Regions from separate parts of the Homo sapiens genome. Here all the other regions are linked to region 1. The links are chromatin loops, found by intact Hi-C in ENCODE. Cell type or tissue: endothelial cell of umbilical vein. All regions are shown on one strand. Region 1 holds the start of LINC02057 (long intergenic non-protein coding RNA 2057). Region 2 has its middle 18 kb from the start of ZSWIM6. Region 3 overlaps SMIM15-AS1 (SMIM15 antisense RNA 1).

What was found. Hi-C counts contacts between places; a loop is a spot of excess contacts. Peaks named below come from ENCODE experiments on the same cell type or tissue, not always from the same donor. Only the 100,000 strongest peaks of a DNase experiment are listed, where the experiment ranks them.
Region 2: it touches region 1 in a loop (5-fold over the local background); 7 of 110 quality-filtered maps call a loop at or near these places.
Region 3: it touches region 1 in a loop (2.4-fold over the local background); 2 of 110 quality-filtered maps call a loop at or near these places.

What each region holds. Positions count from the first base shown.
Region 1 is chr5:61,259,973-61,267,972 of GRCh38, reverse strand. It overlaps LINC02057 (long intergenic non-protein coding RNA 2057), which reads left to right and starts at 3,044. Exons shown (of 3, transcript NR_146624.1): 1 at 3,044-3,196. In endothelial cell of umbilical vein, no CTCF peak of the experiment used is centred here; a DNase peak (open chromatin) is centred at 3,892; H3K27ac peaks cover 1,377 bases.
Region 2 is chr5:61,310,400-61,318,399 of GRCh38, reverse strand. No RefSeq gene overlaps it. Among named protein-coding and RNA genes, the nearest start is that of ZSWIM6, 18 kb to the left of the region's middle. In endothelial cell of umbilical vein, no CTCF peak of the experiment used is centred here; DNase peaks (open chromatin) are centred at 3,539, 4,219 and 5,769; H3K27ac peaks cover 4,518 bases.
Region 3 is chr5:61,179,512-61,187,511 of GRCh38, reverse strand. SMIM15-AS1 (SMIM15 antisense RNA 1) reads right to left here. Exons shown (of 4, transcript NR_109908.1): 2 at 7,685-7,808; 3 at 7,074-7,160. Among named protein-coding and RNA genes, the nearest start is that of SMIM15, 21 kb to the right of the region's middle. In endothelial cell of umbilical vein, no CTCF peak of the experiment used is centred here; a DNase peak (open chromatin) is centred at 4,881.

The DNA.
Region 1 (8,000 bases):
GTGTGATTTCATGAAGTAAGTAACTTATATGTGCCTTATATATGAATTTCCATCTTTGTAAAACTAATACCCATCTGATATAGTCAGCAATAATAATACTCACCTCAATTAGTCTTTTAAAAGTTAAAGGAGATGAAACACCCCTTGAAAATGTTTGGCACATAGTAAGTGCTTAATAAATATTAGCTGTTATTATTAATATTAAATAACAAGAGTAAAGTGCCCAAGACTTGATCGAGAAAGTGTGTTCTATAAATGGTTACACCTATTAGTTTGAAAGCTATAACTGTGTATATTTTGACAAATCTTCAACTATTCAAGCTAAATACACAAATACACATATCTCTAATTTTTTAATGTTTTATTAAAGTATAACACATACAGCAATCTGCAGATGTCTTAAGTATAAATTTAATTATATTTAACCTTGTTTTTAGATGATTTTAAAAAGCTAGACACTTTCTCTAATGAGTCTGTCGATTAGAAGAAAGGAGATTAATTTATTGAATTAAAATATAGTTTTATTCAGATGTATTAGTCTGTTCTCACACTGCCATGAAGAAATACCCAAGACTGGGTAATCTACAGAGGAAACAGGTTTAATCGACTCACAGCTCCACGTGGCTGGGGAGGCCTCAGGAAACTTACAATCATGGCAGAAGGGGAAGCAAACACATCCTGCCTCACATGGCAGCAGAAGAGAGAAGTGCAGAGCAAAGAGGGGGAAAAGCCCCTTATAAAACCGCAGAGCAAAGGGGGGGAAAGAGCCCCTTATAAAACCATCAGATCTCAGGATAAAATCTTATAAAACCATCAGATCTCATAAGAACTCACTCACTATCATGAGAACAGTATGGGGGAAACACCCTCTGCCCAATAATCTAATCACCTCCCATGAGGTCCCTCCCGCAACATTTGGGGATTATGGGAACTATCATTCAAGATGAGATTTGGGTGGGGGCACAGCCAAAGCTTATCATTAGATATTAAAAAAAGAAATGCTACATTAAATATACACATTTTTTAGCAAAAAACAGCATGCATTTTATTAATGTAATTACTCCATCTTAACTACACTCCAAAGATTCCTTGGAATCACCAGGACATTGGCAGTTGCTGCAAAGAAGAGGTGGTGACACTGATAAAAGTGCCTGGGAGTTTGACCTCTTTAGCACCCCTGATCTGGGATCTTAATTTTTTTTCCCTTAATTGATTACCTCTTGCAGGAAGTTCAATAGCTTCTTTGAAAGCACTTGACAGACAGATGTTTTGCATAAACATCTGTTTATGAAGCATAAACACCAACATCTCCTGGCTTTGAAAACCCTTTATTCTGAAAGCTTTGGCTGATTTCACCTGTTACAAACAAATGACAATTCCTCTTAGCAACTCTTCCACCTAGCAGTTGACATGTTTATTTTGACAATGATTGTAAAATTCATTCTGATTTCCAAAACATCCAAATGTGAAAAAACAGGATTCTTAGAATTAAGAAGACATTATTTTAATACTTTGCGACATACATTTGACCAAAAGCAACACAGGTTATCTATGTGTAAAAAAACTGGATATTGTAAGGGTGACTGCCTATTTGGCTTTGTAATTTGGGAACTAAACTGCAATAAGGGGCCAGAGATTTGAAGGGGGGAGTCTTAGATATTTTCTCCAATGCAAATACCACCTCAAGATAACTTATCTTTCATGTAATCATCATCCTTTTGAAGTGCCTACTCTGTGCCAGACACTGTGCTATGTACATTTTCTCTTTTAGGCTTCATAAAAAATTGTATTAAAAAACTGGGGCTCAGAGAAATAATTGTTCCAGCTAACTCATCTGTGTGGAAGATCTTGAATTTGAACCCAAGACTGTCAGACTCCAAAGCTTAGACTCTTTCAAGTACAATAACTTTCTCCCGTTGTGTCACGTGAAGTATATTTAGTGTACTCAGAACACAAAGAATGACTCCAAGGATCTGTTAGGGGCCGGAGGAGGAGTAGTGTCACACATACACACACACACAAACACACACACACCAATGCATTAGGCAGTTGCCCTAATAAAAGAGATTCAGTGATGGCTGAAGGTGCTAAACATGTCGCTATGTAACAGCTGTTTAAAGCATAAAAGCTTCACCGGTATAGACCATCGGAGGGAGGGTTGGATTGAATTAGTAGAAAGTATGAATTTTAAACTCATTTACATAATACAGATTTTCCTAATCCCTTATGGATTTCAAAATGGATTTCCATCTATTCTCTCATTTCATGATCATAACAACCTCCCAAACTAGGCAGAGTTGATATTATCAATCCAATTTTAGGTAAGAAAAATAAGGGCTGAAAAAGTTAAGTGCCTTGCCTATGGTCATAGAACTATTTAGTGACAAACACACATCTTGTTACTCTGCAGGGTGACCTAACAAATTCCTTCTGAACTGCCAGATAATTATTGGATAAGAATGATATGTATTCTTATATTAATTATTCATATATAAGGGATTGCCTGAAGTGCTCAAAGATGTATTTCAAACATTCCTCCTGTAATCTCATTTACATCATTCTTCTGCACTACTTAGCAAGACAGAGTTTGCTAAATGGAAGGAAAATTTCTGCCCAGGTCCCCATCAAGTTATTATAAATTCCAAATTAATAGGGTCTAAATAAACAAGAGCTTATTATGGAGCTAAAAGCTGATAATGTTATTTGTTTCTGATATCTTTTTTCATTTGCCTCAGCCTCAATTTAAGCATTTTATCTACTGCATTTTTTTTCCTGTTTCCTCATTAGAGAAACAGGGCAAGAGAGGCATAGAAGGAAAGAATCACTTGTATGTGAATACAATTAATAACCTGAAATTATAGAAGGGGGTGAAGAGGCATCTTTTTGGTAATTTATCATAATGTTTAGTAACAGCAATTTGCAGTAATGAAATAACTAATCTTTCCTTCTCCTGGGTATGTGTTATATTTTTCGGCTTATGCTTTACTTACTTTTTTTTATTACTCCATTTCCTAAATTATTTAAACTTACAAGGCAACCTCTAACTTATTAATGGTAAGGCAGGCTTCGGAAATGAGAATCATGCAAATAATGATTTCATTTTTTACCCGTGTTTTTAAGGGACTGAGATATCTTTGTCATTTACCTGGGATTTACAGGGACCAAAAAGCTGGACATCATTCACCACTGGGAACAGGTAACCCAGCTTGAACTCTAAGGGCCATGAGGACTCACCTCTATAAAATAAGCTTCATATAAATAGCATCTGGGTGGAAATTTGGTTTTCCTTGTGCTGGGTTTCCTTACGCTTTTAAAAGAATCCTAAGGGATTGAGATGAGTAAGAGACAGGCCGGTAGCATGAAAGGCCCAGTGCTCTTAGAGATACTTCTTCCATGATTAAAAAATAATGAATTTTTTGTTTGCCAGGTGCAAGGAATAAACACTCTTGGATTCTCTCTGTTCTGTCGTTTTCCCTCTAATCTACAAACACACCACAAAGGCTCCTCTGTTCCTTCCCTCAATCACATTTCTCATTCAGACGTCCTTCCTGTTTGGGGTTCTGTTTCTTACTTCCATTTGGTTCTTTGCTTTCCTGTATGGGCTTCTAAGTTTGTTTGTTTTCAGGTTTCTTACATTTTTCTATTTTGAATTGTTCCTTTCTGCATCACAACCTCTATGTACTGCTCCTTTTTCATTTCGCTCCCTGTCTATTGTGTACCTGGTATTATTCATCATCTTTGCTTCTATTTACTTCCCTCCTCCTAGCTCTTATTTCTTTATCTCTGGCCCCTTACTTCCTCTCCTTGATTCTCCTGTTCCCATCTCGATGCCCTTTGACCAAACATCCTCTCCCCATCGCTACTTAAAGCAACTGAAGAAACACTCCCAACTAGAATGGAGTAGTGAGAATAGACTGGAAAGAATAGAAAGGTGGCAGAGTGAACCTGGGAAGGGTGTGCTAGTTGCATTAACTACTTCCCCATCCTCTGCTGGCCTCCTCCTCTGTCTGCATGCGTGCGTCCTTGCAAGGGAAAGACGCAGCACAAAGGAAAGGATCAGGAGGAAATGAAGGTGAGGGCTCAGGGCACAGGGACTGCCAAGCTGTTCTTTAAATACTACCCACTCAGCGTTCGTCTTGGGAACTCTACAGAACAAGGTTGTATTTCAAGCACAGAGCAACTCAAATCAGCTTCCCCGGAACTGGGATCCAGATGCTCTTGAAACAAAACTGCAGGGCAGTATAGTCAGAACGTTTCCACTTGACCCTAGATTGCTCTAAAACTACTCGTGGAAGAGTGCTAACACCGGCCTCCAGAACAAACATCTTACTTCTCATGGTTGCCTATGACCCAGCCTCACCCTTGGCATTTTTTAATTTTAAAAATATTTCCATATATGTTTATAAATAAATCACATGTTTTAGAACCACCTTGCTGTCACTCTGTACTGCACAGGAAAAATCCGTGACAGTTCACAATGTGGAAATTTTGCTTCTCTCTCACCCTTCAGAAAAAAAAAAAAAAAAAGCATAATAAGTATTTAAAAGCCAGATGAACAAGGAGCTCTCAGAATAACAATTTTACCAGCCCAGTCATAGTAAGACCAAATGTACAAACAACTTGACCTTTCCTCCTTTCCCTCCCGTGCCTGGGCGGCTTCTGAAGCACCATGCAGTCCCTGTTTGAGGACAGTGGGACCCAGGAGCGGCTCCTCTCACCTGGAGTGCTGCTGAGGAAGGATGATGACATCGCTGACTCCGTTTTTTCCTTTTTCAGGCAGGTGTCCGTTTGTTCATTTTGAAACTGAGTCCCAGGGAAAACACCTAGCTGTTCACATTCTTCAAAACAACAACAAACCAGCACTTTTGTAAATGGTTTTAATTTTGACAAAAGAAGGCCTTTTTCTAAGGTGACGTGAACGGGGGAAATTACCTCAAATTTATGACATTATTTTCTAGCATCCTGTGTGATGTCAGTCATCCCTCCCCTCCTACCCCGGCCTACTCTTTAGATGAAAGGGAGCGGAGCTGGGTCTTAGGAGTCGCTGAAGGAAGGACAACAAAGGCTAGGTCCTGAGGCTTGTGTCTGACCCTGCACTGATTGAGGGTGGGTCTGAGTGAGGGCTGCACCTTCCTGCTACGGCAGCTTCCAGGTCTCGCTCTGCCCACTCAGGGCTGCCGTCATGTGGGGACTTCTTGGTCCACGTGGGTCCTCTCTTCAACAATATCTGCTTATTTTTGTTTTTATTTCCTGGCTTCCAACAGATAACAAAAGGATGAGCTAAAAACCGATTCCATATAATAGAATGATACACACACACAGAGTTAGGAGTAAATTATATTCCGACAAATATAAGCAAAAATTATGTGCTGGGGCTCTAGTTTTAGTGCTCATTTTTACTCTCTAAAGAAGTTTTGAAGTATAACAAAAATAAAACACAAGAAAAAAATCCACGGCCAGATGGGGTCCAGGTACTGATATTCCTGAGTTTTTCTGTTTCTGTTGGTTTGAGACGTCACTGGCCTCTGATTCGTACCTTCTAGGGCTGGTGTAGAAGAGTCACTGCCTGGCTGCTGGGCTTAGGACTCTCATCCCCTTTGAGGAGCTGTGTCACTGTCTTTGTCTCTACTGGGTGACAGATAGGGCTTGAGCAGCTGTGCACAGTGTTAGCTCCTGCACAGAGCCAAGCACTGGTCTAGCTTAGGATAGCACCCTCCCTGCTGGCATGGGCAGGGCTCTGGGCCTCTCCCCTCCGCCCTGCCGCTGAAGGAGGGGTTTAACTGGCTTTCTGCACTCTGCAGGAAGGGAACCACCTCCAGGCTGAGGGTTTTCAGTAAAAACCCACCCCTGCAATGGAGAAGCCATGAGCTCCTGTTATGTATGTCGTCACACAAACATCCCGCACTGAAATCAGCTGAGGTTTTACTCTTACTCCACTTTCTGACCATTGTTAAGAACTGTGACTTTAGTAGATGTATTAGTTCCCTAGGACTGCCATAAGAAAGTCTCACAAAATGGGTGCAGACCTATGTGATAAAAATGTATTGTCTCACAGTTCTGGAGACCAGAGGTCCAAAATGAAGATGTTGTCACAGCCACGTTCCCGCCGAAGGTGCTGGGGAGGAGGCCATTAGACCCCCCTAGCTTCCTGCAGCCTCAGGGGCTCCTGGGCTTAGCTGCCTCCCTCAAATCCTCCTTCTTCACATGGCCTTCTTCCTGTTTCTTTGTATCTTCTTCCTTCTGTGTGAGTCTGTCTTTGTATCCAAATTTTCCCTTTTCGTAAGGACACCAGTCTTATTGGAGTAGGGCCCATCCTAATGACCTCACTTGAACTCGGTTAAATGTGCAAAGACCCTGTTTCCAAATAAGACCACATTCTGAGGTATGGGAGTTAGGACTGATGGGAGTTAGGACTGCAATATATCCTTTTTGGGGGAACACAATTCTGCAAATAACCATCATCTACCTTGTCATTTAAATATTTTCTCAACTTAACAAAAAATTATCTTGTTTTGTGAATCAGCACAAGGAATGTTTGGTAACTAGAGTAATAATGAATGAGATTCAAACAAATGGCAAAGAAGAACTGCTTGAGAGGTTAATAGTGGCCTGAGCTTTAGGAACTTCTGCTCAGCCACTTCCCCTGGTGTGTGTCTGCTCAAGCCTCTTCTTCTGGTTTCCCCAGCAAACTGGGAATCTGATTTATACTTTCAACTGAGATTTCAGCACTGGGACACATCTGAGCTGCCTTTAAAAAATTGATTTTATTTTATTTTATTTTTTACTGTAATAGTGGCTCTCACCAGTAACAACAACAACAAAAAAAACCCAACAACTTTTCATTATCTATGAAGGAGGGGAGATGCTGGAGCATGTATTAATATGTCAATAGGGATACATTTGTTGCCCAGTAGTATTCACACCTATTATTGTACAGTCATGATGTAAACCTTAAAGTGACATTTAAGGGTTTTTGAGATCTTGATATGAAAAGTAATTGAAAAGAATTTTTAGAATTGGGTTGTCATAGCAGTTTCTTTTTTTTTTTTTTTTTTTTGAGACGGAGTCTCGCTCTGTCGCCCAGGCTGGAGTGCAGTGGCGCGATCTCGGCTCACTGCAAGCTCCGCCTCCCGGGTTCACGCCATTCTCCTGCCTCAGCCTCCCGAGTAGCTGGGACTACAGGCACCTGCCACCACGCCCGGCTAATTTTTTGTATTTTTAGTAGAGACGGGGTTTCACCGTGTTAGCCAGGATGGTCTCGATCTCCTGACCTCGTGATCCGCCCGCCTCGGCCCCCCAAAGTGCTGGGATTACAGGCGTGAGCCACCGCGCCCGGCCAGCAGTTTCTTAATAATGTCGGAGCGTATTAGGGTTAATGAACATCTTGGGTTCTCCTGATTTCCTAGGCAATATTCATAACGAACCCACGATTCAAGCCTTACCCTCCAGGGCTTACGCATTGCTTAATCATCTTTCATTTTCATAGCATACCTTCTGCTCCCACAGATTCTCATAGCAGCCTCTACGGTTAAGAGAAATAGATATGATGAGCAAATGAGAAAAATGAGGAGGCTCAAAGAGTGGAGGGACCTCACAGATGGTCCCTGGGAGTGCCAGGGCCTGTTTCTCCAGCCCAGGGTTCCTTTCATTTCAGCTGGCTGCTGGCTCCTCTTACCAATCCATGGTGCTCTAAAAGGTGCTGATTTCATTTACAGGTTAGGCTAGTTTTCAGTGTCCTGTTTGAACATTCTGTTTTTGATTTTTATTTTCAAGTTTTTCTAGTTGGGTAAGACTCGGGTAGGTAAACTGGATCCTAGGAGAGATTTCTTACCTATCCCACTCTGAACTGTAAAGGCTTCCCTGTAGGTGGGATTTAAAAGGGAAATGAGTGAGAGTAAGCCTGGAAGAGCCAGGTGAGAGATGGAGACCGAGCCTTGTTTTTGCATAGGGCAGACAGGAGTGCTTCATGCAAATGGGAGCATGCACGGGAGGGCTGGGTA
Region 2 (8,000 bases), 50 kb before region 1:
ATCTGCTTTCTTCAGGAACAGATCCGGGAGGCCACAAAACTAACCACCTACCTCTACTCTTCCTACTCAAGCAGTTGGACCTGGGCTGGTGTGTTACAAAACTCACCATTACGCTAGATCCTTTCCCAGCCTGGCAGGCACACCCACACAGCCACCATCAAGTATTCCCTAGGGTTAGAACAGTCCAGGGCTTTGTGAATTGGTACTCTCTTCATATCTCATATTTCAACATAACTTCCAATGAGAATCATACAGTTAGTTTTGGTTTATAAAAGTCTACTAGATCAACAACAAACAAAAACTTGGCCACTAATTTTAACCTGCAATCAAACAGCAGTTCATTCATTTAAGTTTCATCCCTTTCTTTTCCTAAATCAGTCTCGAATAAAGGGGGGGGGGGATTTTTAATGATAAAAAGTAGAAAACCGAAGAAGCAAAAGGCCCGAGATACCCCACAAATAAAGAAGCAGTTGCAGACCATTAATGATCACTAGGAATGGAATCACAGAAAGAGGTACTCAAGGGAGTTTGAAAGTTTGAAAGACCACATTCAGCCTGAACCCTCAAGAAAGTGTCTAAGAGAAAGTAGGCCAAAACAACAATGAAGTTAGGGTGAAAAAGATGTGAGTTTAGTTTTCAAAATGTCATGTCTGTATTGAGTGTCCTTTTGGTTCGAACAAGAAACAAAGAGAGAAATCAAACAGCTTCACTGACAAGCAGAGCAGTTGGCAAAGAGACCAGGGTAAAATCTTGGGAAACCCTTCAATGTGTAGCCTAAAAACAACACTAAAGAATCGTTGTATTCCTTCAGTAGAGCTCTATTTTCCCAAGTCCTACTTTCTTCATAGCAGACGATTCCCACTTTCAATCTGCTCTTAATTTTGCCCCATGTCATCACTGACACCTGGGTCTCTCTGTGGATTTCTTTCTTTGAATGTTTTTAAAGCTTCTGGGGAGTCTATTTTTATTCATTCATGCCATATATTAAACTATTTTAAGTATGATCTCAATAACATATGCTTATTAAAATATGGATTAAAAATGAATTATTAAAATAATCTACTTTATCCTGCTTATAAGCACAAAGGCTGACTTGATTCCAGAACAAGGCCATGACCAGGTAGTTTTGCCTGTGGCGACTCCTTCCAGCCGTCAAAACAGAAAGCTTCTTACTATAAAACAAAGTGAAAAGGGAGGTCTAGAGTTGTATTCATTCTCTGGGATGCTCTTGAGAGTGTAAACAGATCACCAGGTTTTCCTCAGTTGTTCCCAGTATGTACGGACATGGAAGTTTCTTTAGGGAAATACTTCTGTTACAGTGACCACAGTGAAGCTTTGGATTATCTTGAGCCTACAACACATTTTGTGAACACCATTTATTAATATCAATGTGCTTTGTTTAGGCCACCTAGAGCAATAACCACAAAAAAATTGATAAATTAGATTTAAGCAAAATAAAAAACCTCTCATGAAAAGAGACCATTAAAAAATGAATAGTCAAGACATAGACTGGAAGAAATTATTTACAAAACATAAACTTGACAGAGGACTGATATCCAGGATATGTAAAGGACTCCCACTTATTAATAAAGAGAAAACATTTTTTGAATGGATGGAAGACACTCTACCAAAGAAGATATATAAATGGCAGATAAGCACATGACAACGTGCTCAATATCTTTAGTCATTAGGAAAATGCAAATTAAAACCTGAAGTATCACTACTGCCAGGATGGCTTAAAATATAAAGACTGAATACACTAAATGTCAGCAAAGATGGGGAGCAACTGGGACTCCCATACATTGTTGATATGAACATAAAATGGTACATCAACTTTGGAAAAATAAATAGCATTTTCTTCAGAAACTAAATATATACTAGCTGTGATCCTGCAATTACATAAGTAGGTCTTTTCCTAAGGGAAATGAAAACATATGTTTATCAAAATACTTGTATAAGAGTGTTCATAGCAGCTCTATAAGTAATAGTCAAAAACTGAATACAGCCCAGGTATCCATCAAGAAGAGAACGAATGCACAGGGGCCGGGCACGGTGGCTCACTGCTGTAATCCCAGCACTTTGGGAGGCCAATGCAGGCGGATCACTTGAAGTCAGGAGTTCAAGACCAGCCTGGCCAACCTGGTGAAAACCCTGTCTCTACTAAAAATGCAGAAAATAGCCGAGTGTGGTGGTGAGTGCCCGTAATCCCAGCTACTCAAGAGGCTGAGGCAAGAGAATCGCTTGAACCCGCTTGCAGTGACCTGAGATCACGCCACTGCACTCCACCCTGGGCAACAGAGTGAAGCTCCATCTCAAAGATAGAGAGAGAGAGAGAGAGAGAGAGAGAAAATAAGTGTGCAAACTGTGGTTTAGTCATACAATGGAATACTACTTAGCAGTATAAAAGAATGAGCTACTACTGTTCACACAATAACGTCAACAAATCTCAAAAAGATTATGCTGAGTGAAAGAAGTCTTACACAAAGAATTCATCCTATTTGACCCATTCATATGAAATTATGGAATAGACAAAGCTAATCTGTGGTGAAAAAAATCAAAACAGTGGTTGCCTCTGGGTTTGGGAAAGGGATTAGGAACAGGGATTGACAGGAAAGATAAATGAGGGACCTTCCCAGGTGATGACAATATTTTATATCTCAGTAAGGGTTTGGGCACACAGGGATATATTTGTCAAAACTCCGAAACTGGACACTTAGTGTTTACAGTTTAAAATCTGTAAATTTCATATCAAATGAAAAAAGTAAATATCAAACTGAAGTTTTTAAGTAGAAATTGGTGGATGCCTATAATTTACTTTTAAACACATGAAAAAATAAGATGAATTAATGGAGGAGGGCTGTATAAATATGTGATAAAGCAAGAAGAGTCAAGTATTAATAGCAGAATCTACAACTAGATCATGGGCATATAGGTGTTCACTGTAAAATTCTTTTAATGTGGTGCATATTTGAAAATACTGATAACAAAGTGCTGGGAGGAAATCTATGTGCTCTTCTGACCCATGAACCCTCTTCAGGTGTTTGGTAGATCTGAATGCTCTATTTTTTAATGCTCATACTAGCAGATTATAAAGAGGGAAGATGAAGGCTGGAATTGGAAAAATGTCATATCTGAATTCTTTTTCTTTTCAAATCTGGCCTTTCATACCTTTTTATTTTAGTGGGCAAAAGAAGCCAGGAAATGGTTATTATGAGAGGAAAAGAGAGGGGAGAGATCTGTGACCCTAAAAACAGCAACAATAACAAAATTCCTACTGTGAAATATTGAATATCAAGAGCAGACACACACTCCAGACTTGTAGAATGAAAAAATTAATGAAAACACCAAGACTGCATCCTCAGAACCACGGAGGAATGATAATTACAGACAGTACTTCTGGAGCAGACACATAACCTTGATTCCCAGGATACCCCCTAAAGCACTCTAATAGTATGCTATTTGTGGAAGGTTTTTCCACCTTTAATAACAGAGAAATAATGTTAGAAGGAAAGAAATCCCTTATTTAGCCACTGGGGTGTCATTATTGAGCCCCAGCTGAAGGCCCCCTTAAAAGCATCCATATGGTAAAAGAACATGTTTCCCTACGAAATCAAAACTGAGTACATCTGAGACTTTTGAACATCTTTTTCCTTGGATCTTAAAATGGATTTGTGCATATTTGTAAAAAAATTTTATGATGTGCTATCTTCCAAAGTGAATGGTTATTTATAATTCATAAAAGACCTGAGCACAGGAAAACTTTTCCCTTTTATTAGCCCTGTAAAGTTAGACCAGCTGATCTTTTAGTGCATATTACAGACATCAAATTCTCTGTGTGGTTGAAGTTTCTCTTCAAACTTAATGCAAGAGGCAGTGCTACTGAATCTGTTGTTCAAAAGCTGGTGGGGTCCACATCTCTTTTGATTAAATGTTAAATAAACAAAACATCACTCTCAGAGATGGTCTCTGAAGACACAGAAGGGAAAATACTTGGAATGCTAAACATACTTTTTAAATCTTGCACAGCCTTTTTGTAAAATACAGCAACATATTTTCAAATGGATTTTCTTTTCTGTCTCCAGCATTTAACCAGACTTCAGACACAGTTGCCACATCATTTCCTTTCAGCTGCTGCAGGCTACTTGTGAGTCAGAGTACTGATATCATGAGCAGGAATGACCTGGGTGGAGGAATAGGGGCACTGGGGATTTGGATGCATGACAGGAGCCCCAATGCCAAGGGCTTCCATCCAGCTGCACCTGCACATCCTCTGCCAGTCATCCCCCACCAGCAGTCCCCCGCCAGTCATGATATCACAGAAAGTTATTTCCTTCAAGGAATCCAACTTTCTTAGCTCACCCTGCCAGGGTCACATGCACCCTATTTACTGGTGTGTCACATACCCACATAAGAGAGTTGCACAGAATTTTTAGAAATCTAAGTTAAATCTGAAAATAGCATATTTTTGCTTCCTTTGAAGTATCCTGCCTTCAAATAATCCAGATGAGCCTTGTAAGCTCCCTCATAAAAGTATACGGAGATAGAAATTTTTTCTGTATCCTGACTGTTTTTTTTTTTTTTTTTTTGAGACAGAGTCTTGCTCTGTCGCCCAGACTGGAGTGCAGTAGCACAATCTCAGCTCACTGAAACCTCCACCTCCTGGATTCAAGCAATCCTCCCGCCTCAGCTGCCCCAGTAGTTGGGAGTACAGGCGTGCACCACCACGCCCTGCTAATTTTTGTACTTTTAGTAGAGTTGGGGTTTCGCCATGTTGACCAGGCTGGTCTTGAACTCCTGACCTCCAGTAATCCATCTGCCTCGGCATCCCAAAGTCCTGGGATTGTAGACGTGAGCCACCGCGCCCAACCAAATATGGATTCTTAACTGCCAAAAAGCCAACTCACTTATGGAACAGGATCCTTGGCCAGAAAGAATTGCCTCATTCTCTATTCTATAACCTACTACTGCCCTGGCTACTGACAACAATCAGTGACTTTCTTTTCCTTTTCTTTTCTTACTTTCTTTCTTTTTTTTTCTTTTTCTTTTTTTTTTGTTTTTGAGATGGAGTCTCACTTTATCGCCCAGGCTGGAGTGCAGTGGCACGATCTTGGTGCTGCAACCTCCCGGGTTCAAGCAATTGTCCTGCCTCAGCCTCCCAAGTAGCTGGGACTACAGGTGTGTGCCACCATGCCCAGCTAATTTTTTCATTTTATTTTTTGTAAAGACGGGGTTTCACCATGTTGGCCAGGCTGGTCTCCAACTCCTAACCTCAAGTAATCTGCCCACCTCGGCCTCCCAAAATGCTGGGATTACAGTCATGAGCCATCGTGCCTGGTCATCAATGACTTTCAATCAGTTCTAAAGTCCCTGCTGTCCTGAGTGATTATTTCGTCTTATAGATTGTCGGGATGGCTGCTGAAAGAGAATCGTAAAGCCGAAACCAATTCTGAAGTTCCTTGCTTCTGAGAAATGAGAAGTGTCTCGATACTGGGTGGCAAAGGAAAAAAGAGTGAAGACGCAGTTAGGGAGGCTACCATTTGATGGACAAACCCCACCGAGGGCTCTCCTTAAGAAGGAAAGGCTGACTTTTGGATGGTTCTGTCCTCTCCTTTTCTACTTACTAGCTGTTAGGCTTTCAGCTGCAAGAAAACAGTGTAAATGCAAGGACAAGGGATGGAATATTCAAGTGCATTTTGAACGAGTGTTTATACCATCTTGTGCTGCCTGACTCAGAAGATAAGAATGAGGAGATCTCAACCTCTTGACAAGGTGCCAGTGGTACTTGTAGTACCCACGGTGGGAATGGAAAAGGCAATATTTATTCAGAGGGCCCTGACAACATCATCGTTAAGTCATTCGTCCACTCCTAAGTAGCTTGCATTTTACAAGATCCGGTGAGAAAGAGGCTTCATGAGCTGTACTGGGCACTTTTTTCCCTTTCCACCCTTACCTAACATATCTAAGCACTGTTTGGAAAAAAATTGGATGACGAAACTGAATATGCTATATGCTATTATATTTGTTTTAGTTTAATATATCCAGAATTTATTTTCCTGTTGCAAAAATGAAAGCTTTCATCCTTTCTCTTCATCATCAACTACTCAAAATATGATATCATTACATAACACCTACATTAAGTAACTACTATGTGTCACATCCATCCATCTGCACATCCATCCACGAGTATTTCTTGAGTACTTAGCATGTGCCTATGACCCTATGGTGGAGATATGGAGAGGAACAATTTGCAAGCCTTGTCCTCCAGAAGCTTGCAGGCATGCAGATGATGCTGTCTTTTGTGTCTCCTGTGTATACCTTCATTGAACACAGTTAACTTTCTACTGTTGCTACGCCTGGACAGGACAGCAGGGGATGTGGCTTTGCCCCAGACAGTGCCCTTAGGTTCATAAACTGTACCTACTCCATTGTCTATGCTTGCTATCCACCCTGTCCCTGAAGCATGAGACACAGTCAAGAGAAAAATTAATGTTTACTGCAATGGGAGAAAATTTCAGGACATAGCTCAGATAAAATACAGAATAATGTCAGATATTCACTTTGTAATTGTAAGATTGAAACAGCCACTGCCAAGTATAGTGTTCTTGATTTTGTCTCCTTTCTAGGCTACTGACCCCTCCTCCAGAACTAGGCCTTCGGGGTTACAGCTCATCTGGCTTAATTCACCCATTCTGTCCTTCAGTCCAGTCACTTTTCTGTCTCCAGAAGCAAGCCATGAGGTCCTTTCTTTTGGTGACGGGGGGCAGTGGGGACCCTAAGTGTAGGTTCCTCATCCATCATCCAGTGAGCCAGTATCTCCTTTGAAATACTGTTGTGTTTTGGGTGGGGGGCGTGTGAAGAGGGGAACTGAACTGGAAGGAAACCTGGGCTGGAGAGAGGATGCCAAGAAGGCACCCAAGGCTTTCCCTTATGCTGTGTCACCCAAACCTCGGACAAGCACTAGGGTTTGTTTATGGCATTTCATAAATAGGTCTGACAGCTCTCCTGGCTAATACTTCCTGAAAAAGTTTACATCCCCCAGGACAAGGCCAGAGCTTCCCGGCTTGCCTGCAGCAGTTTAGCAAGCCTGGGTTACAGGTATGCAAATACATTACAGATGGGTTAAGATAGGGATCCTCTTGGCCCTGGGGGCTGCCGGCCAGGGCCTGAGGCAATTAGAGCAGCCACCTGCGGAAAGGTAGGGCAGCTCTGCCCCACCATTTTTTTTTTAAATCAATGTTACCTAAAGGGAAATGCCCCACCTTTTATCATCTGAGCTGATAAGAGCTCTGGAGAGATGACTGAAGATAGCTCCCTCTGTTTGCCTAGGGGCAAGAAATTCTAGTCAGCCATCAGTCCCATTGCTGGCCCTCAGTGCAGAGGCCAGCCCCAGTCCAGGAGTTTCATCCTTAGTCTCAAGCCCCTCTCCCCAATCCTTCATTCCTTCTTGCTCTGCACCACAGCTGAGCATTTCTGGCTGCTCTTCTGCCCTGTGTTTATGACCTTCGCTTTGGGTACCACTAGCCCCAGGTTGGCCCAGAGTCTTCATCCTCGGTCCCCTCAGCCTAGCAGGTCCAATAGAAATATAATGCCAGTTATGTAATTTTAAGTTTCCTATTAGCCATATTTTAAAAGGTTTTAAAACAGGTAATATTAGAGATTTTTGCATCCCAATTTACTTATTTATTTAAACAGCATTGTCCAGATATAATACACACACCATACGAGTCACCCATTTAAAGTGTGCCGTTTAGTATGTTCACAGAGTTCTTCTTCTTCTTCTTCTTCTTCTTCTTCTTCTTCTTCTTCTTCTTCTTCTTCTTCTTCTTCTTATTATTATTATTATTATTATTATATCGAGACAGAGTCTCACTCTGTCACCCAGGCTGGGGTGCAGTGGCGTGATCTCGGCTCACTGCAACCTCCACCTCCTGGGTTCAAGTGATTCTCCTGCCTCAGCCTCCCGAGTAGCTGGGACTACAGGCACGTCCCACCACGACTGG
Region 3 (8,000 bases), 80 kb after region 1:
CAATCACTCAACAACTCTCCTGGACATTCCAAACTTTCCCTCATCTTCCTGTCTTCTTCTGATCCCTCTAAACTGTTCTATCCTCTGCCCATTCTCCAGTTCCAAAGTTGTTTCCACATATTCAGGTATCTTTATAGCAAGACCCCAATTCCCTGGTAACAATTTTCTGCATTAGCCCATTCTCACACTGCTATAAAGAACTACCTGAGAATAGGTAATTTCTAAAGAAAAGAGGTTTCATTGACTCACAGTTCCACAGTCTGTACAGGAGACATGGCTAGGGAGGCCTCAGGAAGTCCTCCTGCCAATCATGGCAGAAGGATGAAAGGAAAGCAAGCATATCTTCACATGGTGGCAGGAGAGAGATAGAATGAAGGGGGAAGTGCCACATACTTTTAAACCATTAGATCTTGTGAGAACTCACTATCATGAGAACAGAAAGGGGGAAATCTGTCCCCATGATCCAATCCCCTCCAACCAGTTCTCTCCCCCAACATTGGGAATTACAATTCAACATGATATTTTGGTGGGGACACAGAGCCAAGCCATATCACCATGCAATGGGGGCAGTCTGGCATATGGTATCAGCCTGGGTAGTGTAAGGAGGGCATGCATTGAGGGGTAGAAGGGGAAGTAGCACTTGCTGCCCTTGGCAGAGTTTCAGACCCCAAGGGAGGTGAAGAGGGCACTTGTATTGGAGAGGCAGCAGCGGCAAAAGAAGATGGGTTATATATAGAGACATTAACCAAATAAGGAAGTACGTGAAAGATGATGGGAGAGGGGTTTCTCATTGTCAGGGTAGGGAGTTACAGGTATGGAAAGGATGAAAACTAGAATAGACTTTGTGGTGTTGGACTGGAATTGAGGGTATTGGTATGAACTGTGTATCTGTTAAAGAAATGGACATCACAGTTTATAATCTTCCCAAAAAGAAAACTCCAAGCACAGATGGCTTCAGGGTAAATTCTCCCAAACATTTAATGAATAAATAACAATTTTACTCAAACATTTCCAAAAATAGAGCAGAAAATACAAAGATATTACAGCAAAGGAAACTACAAACCAGTATCCCTTATGAACATAGATGTAAAAATTCTAAACAAAATTTTAGAGTATCAAATACAATATATTAAAGGGATAAAAGGATAGTACGTCATAACCAAGTGGGGTTCATCTGAAAAATGTAGGATTGGTTTAACATTAGAAAATCAATCAATGGAATTCATCATGCTAATACACTAAAAGAGAAAAACATGATTATCTCAACAGATGAAGAAAAGGCATTTGACAAAATCCTGCTAAGATTCTGTTCTTAAAGATTCATCAAGCACAACCTGTGTTGAGAAGGATCATTTGAGAGGGAGGAACATTGATAATTGTCTATTCTTCCAAGATATTCAAAGCTGGGACTCCACAGCCATTATGGTTACATGTTGCTCAAGCATATATTCTAACTTTCACTTACCTCTTACCTAAATGCATTAGATTATCATTTACCTTGTTGTTTCCCAAACTCTGTTGCTTGAAACACCAGCATTCCTTGAAATATAAGGCCCTTTTTGGAACCTCAAGACGTACATTAACATATTAAAGTTCTAAGTCCCGGGAAGAAACCATATCCAAGATCTTTTTATTTCATGTGAATTTTGACCATTGCTGTCTTATCAAGGGAACTTGCTGATAGAAGCATTTTATTTTGACCCATCCATCCATTCTTGCTTATATATTATATAATATGTATAGGAGCTTGTAAAATAATAGCATGGCTAGAGCAGGCTGGGAAAACTTGGTGGAAGGGTAAACGTCCTGGACTCTTGCCTGCTGCCAGTTTACAGTAATCTTCCTTAAACACCACTTTTCTTCCAATGCTCCTCTGCCTGTATAACTTCCTACACACACCAACTCTATACCCCACCATGGAAATTAGTAACTTTTCTTAGATATTTTTCCAATTCTTTGGTTTTAATATCTTTTAAATTCATAAAAGAATCTAAAATGCTTAATTTAGATTAATAAAAACAATATGTTGTCAAGAAAATATTTTAAAGCCACAGAAGAGATCAATGAAAAAGATAACTTTCAGTTGTCCTGGAGAAGCCCTTTAAGGGGTTTCTCTATATATACCCAGAGAAAGCAACGTGGTGAAAATGAAATTTCTACTGGTGTTTGCTAATACAGTGTTTCTTTCTATAAGCATGGAAAACATATTAAAGAGAACTGTGTCCTGTGAGAGGTGAATTTATTAAGAAGCTGGGCATCAAGTCATAAACCTACCACTGGAAAGTAAAATAAAAAGGGAAACCCAGCAGAGCATTTTCCTTTTGTGTGCTCAAGGCATTAGTGAATTATTCTTTGTGCAAAGCACTGCACATCTGGGAAGTGAATAGTTTAAATAAAGTAGTAATATATTTAAGAGCACCTTTTGAAAGTTACAATCCCCAAGGAAGATAAACCATAAGAATCCTTTCATTGCAAAAAAGAATTCATTTGTTATAACAAAGGAGCAAAATGGAGCGTGGTATGTGTAATATGCTGAATGTACAAAAAACAGCATTCTCGCTCAGTCTGATCCTGCATAAGTAATTTTTCAATTAAAGTGCCTTTTCCTCAACACTTGAAATAGTTCTTGGATGAGTTGTAAAGTACTCATGTTAACTGCATTAGGCCAATGGTCATTTAGTGTAAACAGGAACAAGATTTCAGCTAAGCTAGAACAGTGTGACAAACATTATTTTGATTCTTCCTGTGAAGCTTTAGAACAAAGCTTATAAAAGCAGAAAGATATTGAAATCAATTTACAATGATCTGGCCTTAGCTGGCAAAATCAGGCCAAGCCCTAAAATACATATGCTTTGAAGCACAAGTCCATTAGAAAATATACATTTGCATCTTAATATACTATCTATTTTGTCTTCCAGGTTCAAAAGGCAAACAAAAGGCCCAAATTATAATTATTAATGGCCTCAGAAATACATTAATATTATCTATACTAAGAACATGTATAGAGGAATAATGTTGTAAGAAAAATTGTGAAGAACACAGAATATTACATGGATTCATCAAAACTATTATTTTCTATCTTTCAGGATAGAGGCTTTCAAAACAGAAACAGTTTTAAGTTAAAGGAATCCATCTTTTCCCCCTTTTTAGAATAAAGGAAAAATTAAAGTTCTGGACATCTGAAAAGTTATATGCATTTGTACAAATAATTTTACTCCAAAGTATATTTGTCAAGAGAATGCATATTTGGTTGGGATTCAGCATCTTAATAGCATTGCTATGGTCACTGTGAAGTACATTTAAAAAATGAAAGAATCCTTGCCCTCTAAGGACTTTTTATCCTGTTAATTTTAGAATTCTAGAAATAATACCAGATATGGTTTAAAACTAAAATGTATTTTATTTTCTTGGTGAAACATACTTGTAGACATTCATATTAAGCAAATGAAATGGTCATCTTTATATCCAGACAGCACCTACCATTAGAATAACAAAAAGAACAGCTGTTTTCCTCATTAGATTACTGGCTCACTAAATTTTCATTCAGAAAAAGACAGTTTCATTGACTTCTGTCATATTCCTTTTTACTGACTAGGACTATGTCCAACAGAAATGCAAGCCTATATGCACCAAGGGATAGCATAACTATATTCACAGGAACATTATCTGTAATGCAAACTGTAAGCAACCCAGATGTCCAACATAGTAGAATGGATAAATAAGTTGTCGTTTATTTAATGGAATACTACATAGCAATGAAAATGAACAGACTGCATCTACATTCAACATCATAGATAACAAGTGAAAGAAACAAGACAAAAGAATATATAAAGTATGACCTCATTCTGTAAAGTTTCCAGACACACAACACTAAACTCTATGGTTGTATATGGTACATATGGATGCACATCCAAGTGGTAAACTGTAAAGAAAAGCAATAAATGATTACTTTAAAAGTAAGATTAGGCTGGGCACGGTGGCTGATGCCTGTAATACTAGCACTTTGGGAGGCTGTGGCGGGCGGATCACCTAAGGTCAGGAGTTCAAGACTAGCCTGGCCAACATGGCGAAAACCCATCTCTACTAAAAATACAAAAATTAGCACAGCATGGTGGCACATGCCTGTAATCCCAGCTACTCGGGAGGCTGAGGCAGGAGAATCACTTGAACCCAGGAGGCAGAGATTGCAGTGAACCGAGATTGCACCACTCTAGCTTGGGTGACAGAGTCAGACTCTCTCTCAAAAAAAAAAAAAAAAAGAAAAGTAAGATTAGAACTTACTCAGGGAATAGGAATCGAGCTTGGTGAGAGGGTTGTGACTGGAAAGAGATCCATGAGACTTCTGACATGCTAGTTAAATTCTTCTTTTCTTCTCCTCCTTCTCCACCTACTTATTTTTACCATGGGTGGCACTTACAAAGTGTATTAATTCTTACAACCATTTGTAAGCTGTATATGTCATATGTTATCACTTTCTTGTATGTTACACTTCATAGTAAAACACGTTTTTTTAAAAAAAACCCAAGGATTACTACACTAAATAATACACACACACACACACACACACGCACACACACACACACACACACACACACATACACACATTCTAATTGGCTTCAAAGAGAAAAGAAAAAATCCTGATTTTATATTAGACTTCCCTTGTTCTCCTTCTCTTCTGCTGAGCACATATTAAGTGTTCAAATGTACTTACCAACTAAAGAGATAAGAGTTTCAAAGTGCATCAAAATGTACCATTCAGTGTCATGCGTGTTATTTGAGAGCTTCAAAGACTTATGTGGGTTTTTTAGCTGATGGTGGAATTGCATGTACGTATTCCTATTGTCTCTTGTGTCTATGTTGACAACACTAGCTGATATATGACTATGCAGAAATAGTGCTTGAAAAAAATGGGCAACTTCCTGTGCTTACAGCTGTAACACAGAAGCAGCTCAACTTTGATTTTACACCTATGGCCTGCCCCTAAGTTTCCTGCTTCCATCATTACTGTGGATTCTAATCTTAGGAAAAGTCTGCCTCTTTGAAAAAACAAATATACAAACCTGAGCTAACCCAGCCATGTCAACCTATAGTATTATTTATCTGACTTAAGCCTTAATCAACCAATTTTTCTTCATGCTCCTGAATTAGTTGGGTACTAGGTTATTGTGTTACCAAATTAGCTCCCTTTCAACTACCCTGACTGAAACCTGTAACAAATTCTAATTACTGGTGATGGGATATTCTTAGAGCCTCTTTCAGCAAATATCCCAATAAAAATCTTGGTTAACAGACTGACAATATCAAACTCTGACATATTATACAAGAAAGAAACTCAGTTGACCAATTGCCCATCTCTTTACTCCAGAATGGATTTTCTAAAGGAGCACAGAAAATCTATACGGCAATTTTATTCTCCCCTCTGTAATCATTGGTATTCTCTAGCTCCTGGGTAGGTCAAAATCAATTTAACATTTAAAAGTCCCTAAGGCCATGAACAGTGGCTCACGCTTGTAATCCCAGCACTTAGGGAGGCAGAGGTGGGAGAATAGCTCAAGTACAGGAGTTCGAGACCTGCTTGGGCAACGTGGAGAGATTCCATTCTCTGAAAAAAGGGGGGAAAAAAAGATAAAAATACTTGAATCTGGTCTATGTTCTCAGAAAGTTGAATTTTATTTTTCAAAATCGATACCACTTAGTAATGTTCTGATGCAAACAATATTGAAGGCAATACAGCTCACTCTTTATCATCCAAAGGTTTATCCACAGCACAGCTTACTTACTTCAAGCAAACCTTGATCCAAAGATTGGTAAAATAATTAACAATATTCCTTAAGTCACATGTGGTCAACAGTCTGTCTACTTAATCTATCATCCAGAATCAAGGCCTTAAAGGCAAAATAATTATTTGTCTCCCTTTATTCTGGCAAATATAAATATTGAATGAAAATGGGCATCTCTTTTTAGTCTGGTGCTTTATTTCAGCCTGAGTTATACTTTCTCTCGTTTTTTAAATAAGGTAAATAGGAATGACTTCTGCAAGGGGGAAGGATAAAAGACAGAGATATAGAACAAAGATCTGGAACAATCTTATAAAGTTACTTTATTCTACTAAAACAATGTCTAAATTATAGCCTAATACTTGACTCCAAAATACTATGGCTCAAAGGATATTTCTCCAAATATAATTACATACTGTAAGAACGTGATATGACAGAGCAAATATAGGCCATAACTGGTAACCCTATTCTCCAACATCACTGTTATAAGTGGGACATCTCTGAATTAGAGTTTCCCAAACTATCATGCCCATTCAAATACATATTCCAAGCCTCATTTAATACTGAAATTATGTCGGGATTAGTTACTGTTTGGCTGATGCATACCATGTTTACTTTCACTTTTAATGAAATGAAAACTGACATATAGCATATAACATTTCCTGTGGGAACAGAAGCCAATGTGATCTAGGACAAAATGTAAACTTCCTACATTTAAAAAAAGCATTTTAACAAAAGAGGAATGAAAATACCACTTTACATTTGTGAGTAACTGGGATTCAAACTGAAAGCCCGCTGATTCCATGCCACAGCTGTCCTTAGTTTCCTTAATAATGATTTATCCAAAATCTTCATATGATAAAAGTGATTTTAGTAAGTAACTGTAACATCTCAGGCTTTTGTTTATCATGAGACAGACATGTATTCTCACTTTTTTTCTACCCTCTGCCCCCAATAATCACTTATAGAATAAAATCTGAGTTAAAAAAGCCATGCATTTTCCAACCAAACATCTTCCCTGACAAATATTATTTGAAATTAGATTACAGCTATGTGCCTTCTTTTTCCACTCCTCAGTGGCAGTTAGTGGCAGAAAACAGATGATCAAAGCAAGAGTGGGATTATAATTTGCACATATTAGCATAGATTATTTTAATTGAATACAAGTCCAGAAATTACGTATAAATGGTTTCTAAATCAAATATGGTTTACAATTAATGAAGTACTTATATTAGGTTGGTGCAATTACCAAAAACCACAATTACTTTTGCACCAACCTCATAGTAAGAAGCTTACCTGTTAATTCGCTAAAGTCAAGATCACACCTATTCAGATAATCATAACCATCTAGCAGCTTCAGTTGCAATATTTCTTCTATCTCTCCTAAGATACAGAGAGCAAAATCATTATTTTATTGGATTACTTTAGTTTTTTAATTTTTTAAGACAATATGTGATTATTTGTACAATGCTAGAGCTCTGAGTTGTGATAAAGGCTATGGTAAACAATCGGTGTTATATCATGCCTCCCTCAGTTTTTGGACAGCCAGTGGTTGCTTAAATAAATAACTAATGTGCTGTGTATACACAGAAAATAAAAATTTTAATACCTATCTTTGTGTCAAATTGTGTTTCTTTAAAGAAGGCAAATAGACAATTCTCACTCAACACACATAATACCCCTGAGTTAGATATTTTAAAGATGTTCTTGAACTCAAAGAAGGAATTCTAAAACAATCACCCAAGCATGAAAAAAAAATATCATCTTGGCACACCAGAGTTTCCTAAAACTACTGCATAAGAAACTAAAACTGGAAGACAAAAATCTTTGACATAAAACTTTTGTTATCAGGAAAAATATAACAAATAACAATTCACAAAATTTGCAAAAATCTATTTTACACCCACCTGTGGTCCTTAATATATTCATTGTTGCTTTTCAGTGATGGGATTCTCTCTCATTTAGTGGCCCTGCTTAGGCTCAGATGTCCAGAGGTCTCTACGAATCAGGTGGAGGAAGATGATGGAGAAGCTGGATAGGAGAGAACATCATGCCAAGGGCAGGGCTGGGTAGTGAACACGCCACAGCTGTGCCGACTTAGAATCCTCAAGTAACACAGTTGTCTAGGTCAGTGGTTCCTAAGCTTGTCTACAAATAGGAATCATCCTGGGAGTTAAAGCGCTCCTGACGCCTGTGTCCCACCTCGAGAAATAGTGATTTAAT